Regions from separate parts of the Homo sapiens genome. Here region 1 is linked to region 2. A link is a loop called in an ENCODE intact Hi-C map of the cell type or tissue named here. Cell type or tissue: CD4-positive, alpha-beta T cell. All regions are shown on one strand. Each heading gives the region's core, and the rest is flanking DNA. Links, peaks and the distances in the headings are about the cores only.

What was found. A loop is a pair of places that touch in the nucleus more often than their neighbours do. Peaks named below come from ENCODE experiments on the same cell type or tissue, not always from the same donor. Only the 100,000 strongest peaks of a DNase experiment are listed, where the experiment ranks them.
Region 1: a loop joins it to region 2, with 2.2 times the contacts of the local background. A loop is called at or near these places in 2 of 110 quality-filtered maps.

Annotation. Positions count from the first base shown.
Region 1 is chr6:49,848,616-49,851,544 of GRCh38, reverse strand. The region is part of intron 3 of CRISP1 (cysteine rich secretory protein 1); the gene reads left to right. Among named protein-coding and RNA genes, the nearest start is that of CRISP1, 16 kb to the left of the region's middle. In CD4-positive, alpha-beta T cell, for the core only: a CTCF peak has its summit at 1,762 (motif pointing right); no DNase peak of the experiment used is centred there.
Region 2 is chr6:49,783,676-49,786,604 of GRCh38, reverse strand. PGK2 (phosphoglycerate kinase 2) reads left to right here. Exons shown (of 1, transcript NM_138733.5): 1 at 1-945. The coding sequence ends at 671. Among named protein-coding and RNA genes, the nearest start is that of PGK2, 2.1 kb to the left of the region's middle. In CD4-positive, alpha-beta T cell, for the core only: no CTCF peak of the experiment used is centred there; no DNase peak of the experiment used is centred there.

The DNA.
Region 1 (2,929 bases), core at 329-2,828, 65 kb before region 2:
ACACTCTTCCTAGAATTAAAATATCCAGATATCTAGTTAGTTGATGTGGCCAGGTAAATAAATATTGGCAAATTTATCCCCCAGTTTCATTGCATCCCATAAATAGGAAGAGAAATTATTTCATTATAAACCTGCTATGCTCTGCTACAAGACAAATTTAGGGAAGTCTCAGGTGTTTAGGTGATTACCCTCACATTTGTTATCCAGCAGTATCACTCAGTTTCATGAGCACCCTCAGCCTGCTTCCTTGAACCCTGGACCGGCCTGTAGCAACAAGGGTTAGAAATAGTGCAGGCTCTGGAGGGTGATTCTAAGGAGCACCTTTCTCTTGCAAATGATGAAGAGGATGAAACAAGGAAATACATAAATGATTTTGAGATTTATCTCTTAATCACTTTAAAATCCAAAGGGGTATTTGAACTAAAAATAAAAATCAATAGCTTTCATAGGCATTCCTGCATGGTGTTGTAGCCAACATACATGTGTTTATTATTTACAGGCATTTTTCTAATACCTTGTTACATTAACTCACTTCCTTCTCCCAATAAAATTGTCTTCATTTTACATATTATGACACTGAACCTAAGAAAAATTGAGTAGCTTATTCAAAATCTTAAGGACTGGGGCCCAGATTAAAATGCAAGTGGGCCAGATCTGAGGAGCTGGAGAAGTAGAGTCCAAATTCCTTGGTTGCCAGATGAGCAAATAAGTTTACCTAGGAGGTACAAACAGAGTTAAAGAAAAGTAAAAAATATAGCCTCCGATTTCAGATTGGAGATGAAAGGCAAATACAGAAAAAACACTGGAAAAATACAAGAATACATATATTCAAGTACTAACACAAAAAGATATGAAATATCAAGAAGACGATAAAAGTAAGTGTACCAGTAAAACTGAGAAATATTTCAAAGGAAATACGAGAGTTCAGCTGCTCCACAAACAATGCATAGGACATGTATAGGATTAGAAGTAGCAACAGCAAATTTAAGGAACAATAGGACTGAAGAGTTAACCACAATTACCAGGCAGAGATTTTCTTTAAAAAAAAAAGTTTCTGAACACAATATTAGAACCTAAGTAGAGTCACTTGTTAAAGCTGGAATTCAGAGCTTTGGTACGATCATAAATACAAACTTTAATTTTAATTTTGAATATGTCTCAAAAAAGGAGTATCTCACCAACATTAATCAGAGGTAATGTCCTATACATCATCTTCAAAGTGCAAACATCCTGCTATATTTTAACCAGATAAGTTCCAGTTCCGGTAAGTTTTCTTTTTTTATTTTATTTTATTATTATTATACTTTAAGTTTTAGGGTACATGTGCACAATGTGCAGGTTAGTTACATATGTATACATGTGCCATGCTGGTGTGCTGCACCCATTAACTCGTCATTTAGCATTAGGTATATCTTCTAATGCTATCCCTCCCCCTCCCCCCACCCCACAACTGTCCCCAGAGTGTGATGTTCCCCTTCCTGTGTCCATGTGTTCTCATTGTTCAATTCCCACCTATGAGTGAGAATATGCGGTGTTTGGTTTTTTGTTCTTAGTAGTGAATGCCATGGTATTCCCCCAGCCCAGAGAGGCTATACACTGGTAGATGTGTTGTGTCCTCTCTGCTTATCAGTTAGACATAGCCATGACTAAAATATTTTTTTTTGTTTGAAACTATCAAAACCTACAAAACCATGGTTTTACCCAGTGCTAGGCTAATAAGTTATTTAATTCATCTCACGGTTTAGTAAATTCATCAACCCCAAGGGTAATTCTAAACATTGACCACAAGATGGCAGCAAATACATATTATAATTAAACTACATGCTCAGGACGACACTGAAAATGAGTGTCCTCCAAACAGTCTAAACAGTAGCTGAATGATTTACATAAAAACTTATAGTAAAAACAAACTCTATGACTTCTGTTGGCAATCTGTTATATGCACATATAAGGGTATTCTTTTAAATGGATGTATATGCTGCTGAACACCAGGGGTTCAGCCAAGGTCTAGTTGCTTGCAGCACAAAAATGAGTATTGCCCATTGCCTGGGAAGAAAGGCTTTCATGAGGGTGATGTCAGCCTGACTGTCAAATCCCTCCCTCTCCCTAACCAACCAAAGTTAAAAGTTTATATAGGAGGGACAGAAAACAAGAGGGACAAGGAAGAGGATTTGGTCAACAGGCAGCAGCTGTGTCTCCTTGACCAGGTGTGGTGATCAGGAAAGCCTCAGTTCCCTGCTACCACCTGCGGGGCCCGATGGTGGGTTTCCTGACAAAGGAACTCAGATAAGACAAATGTTCATAGGCTCAGTTCTTTGTAAAAATTGGGCAGTTTCATATACACCACAATGATAGGAGACTGTTAGGGAGATCATTTATCACAGAGTGTCATACTTACAGATGCAGAATTTCTCCCTTTCTGCATTGGGAGAACAGCTGTTACTTAGTCATACCTGACCAAATGCTTCAACTCAGCACAGTTGATGCACACTGAGAGTCAAGAACACATACTCTGAAGCCATCCTAAGTGGATTCAAATTCTTATTTTGTCAGTTATTTATAGTGTGACCCCGAAAAGTTACTTAACATCTCTGTGCCTTATTTCCCTTATTTACAAATGGATATAATATTTTTTTTTTGTAGAGTTGCCATGAGGTTAAAGTGAGAGAAGATACACACAGAATTGGTGACAGATTCTGGCATGTGGTGTTAGCTTTTATTTTTGTTATTCATAATTTTAGATGGAAATATGACTCTATACTTGCTTCTAATCACAGCCAGCATTTATTCAATACAGAAGATTTGTCACATCTCAGTTGTATTCCTTGGAATATCACATTTGAACAAACCTTTGGGCATAAATTACAGGTAACAGTTTCCAGATGGATAAACTGAGATTCAAAGAGATAAAATAACATGTCTGAGTTTA
Region 2 (2,929 bases), core at 290-2,789:
ATTACTTTGCTAAAGCCTTGGAAAACCCAGTGAGACCCTTTCTGGCTATACTTGGTGGAGCCAAAGTGGCAGACAAGATCCAACTTATCAAAAATATGCTGGACAAAGTCAATGAGATGATTATTGGTGGTGGAATGGCTTATACCTTCCTTAAGGTACTCAACAACATGGAGATTGGTGCTTCCCTGTTTGATGAAGAGGGAGCCAAGATCGTTAAAGATATCATGGCCAAAGCACAAAAGAATGGTGTAAGGATTACTTTTCCTGTTGATTTTGTTACTGGGGACAAGTTTGACGAGAACGCTCAGGTTGGAAAAGCCACTGTAGCATCTGGCATATCTCCTGGCTGGATGGGTTTGGACTGTGGTCCTGAGAGCAACAAGAATCATGCTCAAGTTGTGGCTCAAGCAAGGCTAATTGTTTGGAATGGGCCGTTAGGAGTATTTGAATGGGATGCCTTTGCTAAGGGAACCAAAGCCCTCATGGATGAAATTGTGAAAGCCACTTCCAAGGGCTGCATCACTGTTATAGGGGGTGGAGACACTGCTACTTGCTGTGCCAAATGGAACACTGAAGATAAAGTCAGCCATGTCAGCACTGGAGGCGGTGCCAGTCTAGAGCTTCTGGAAGGTAAAATCCTTCCTGGAGTAGAGGCCCTCAGCAACATGTAGTTAATATAGTGTTACTTCCTTCTGTTTTCTGTCCATGGCCCTTAAGTCAGCTTAATGCTTTTACATCTCGATGTGACTTTTGTTAAAATCTACTCCTAGATCAAGACCTATGTAATGGACAAGCAGCAGGCCATCAGGAACTCTTAATATCAGCACAGCAATTCATTTTAGTTTGGTCACGCATTTGCCTGTTCAAGTTCTCATTTGAACTTCACCATTGTGCTATCTAGGGAGGACATATTCTTAAGTTGCCTATTAAAGAAAGTGAGCTGAAGAAACTGAATCTTTTTATTTTAGTCCAACTTTGCTATTGTTTCATAATTTGAAACCCAAAAGATAAAACTTAATTTGTTGGGAAAGGGTGGAATGAAAGTTGACAAACAAACAATAAATATGCCCAAATAAACTGAGAAAAATAATTACATATAAAGAACTCATGGGTACCATTAAAGTTCTGCTAAGGGGAAATGTTATACTAAATAGGACCAAAAAAAAGAGAAATGAAAGACACTTATTAAACCCAAGGAATTTTTAAAAAGAAAAGAAATTAAACTCAAGGTAAGAATTATGTTTGTGTGCATATCAATGCACAAGATTACACACAAATGCCAGCTAGAAAAAGAGCTACAAGTTAAACCCAAGTTGTAAATAAGTAATTGTTTTATTTTTAAGGCAGGCATTATTTAATAAATAGATAATATAACTGGTAAGTTCTAAAACTTGGTTTTTGAGATAAATAAAATATATATACATAGCTGGTTTAATAATGGGAAAATAGAGATAAAAATTCTCTATTAGAAAACAGAAGATAAAATGATAAGAAATGTAGAAAAAACAAAAACACTTATTGGAAAATATTTTGCTTTATTCTGTAGACAGAGGTAGTTTAGGGCAATGCTATTAACAAGAATAGTAATTAAGAGTAAAAATGCAGATTAACCTTTCCCAGCTATAATGTCTTATGTCCCATAACCGCAGATCAATTGTGATATTCAATATCCTGAATAATTGAGCTTCAAATATGAATCTTAATACATCTGAAATTTCAACATATTTTAAGCAGAATGTTAATATCATAGTAATCCCAGGAAAGATGTAGGAGTTAGGATTAATGGAACCAAAACTTGAGTAGTTGAAACAAGAATAAAACATGTCGCTCTCTCACATGAGAATCCAGGGCAAATAACATGGGCTTTCCTTTTTAAGGTCATCTAGGGAACCAAACTGGTGAAACAGATCTGTTACTCCCAGTGAGGGGGTTCAGTCTGTGTATGGTATGAGGCCACTGTTCAAGCTTTTGCTACTTGATTGCCAACCTGAAGGGGGAAGTTCTTGAAAGGCAATTAGTTTTCTTTTCAATACATGATTCAAAAAGTTTAGAGATTTGTTTTCATGTAACCTGTTGGCATTAGTTGTGAGATAAGGCCTATTTTGCAAGGGTAGATTGGGGATGTATTCTCTCTAGCTGCATACCTTGTGCCAAACTAAAAATCAATAGATTCTATTGCTGAAAGGAAGTAAGGAGGGGAAAAACACTGAAGAAAATTAATGGTTTCTGACAGACTGCCATGCTGGCCTCCCAAGTATCCATGTACAAGTATTCATGTTTTGTTTTGTTCTGTTTTGCTTTCCAAAAAGAAAACATCTGTTCTCCAAGAGATACGATACAATCAAATGTCCAGTTACTGCACCCTACTAAAAACTGGATATCTCTGAATTACGCACAGTTCTTTCTGTGTGATCCAGTGGGGGCGGAACAGCGATGAACTCAAAAACACAGTCATTTTTCTCATACCTCCCAGCCCCTGACTCCATACATAGCCAATATACAATAGTGAAAAAGAAATAGGACAACTGCAACAAAAATACTCACCTAGAAAAAGCCACTGATTCATTACAATTATGAAATAAATCACTCTGGATCAGAATTTCAAGAACTCCCTGACCTGGCAGCAGCCCTATTTCTTTGGTTAGACTGGTTCTGGTTTCTAGGAGGAACTTATCCATTGTCCTTTCCTGGCCAGTCATTTGACCTATTGGGACATTTTGTTTCCTTAACTTCCATGGCATATCGTCAAGCAGATGGTATGCTTCATCAGGCCATATCAGGCCACTGCACAGATTTCCTAACCTCTTTTTGCTGGTATAGTTTTGCTTGTTTGTTTTTTTCGAAGACAGAATCTCTCTCTGTCACTCAGGCTGGGGTGAGGTGACACGATCTTGGCTCACTGCAGCCTTTACCTCCCAGGTTCAAGTGA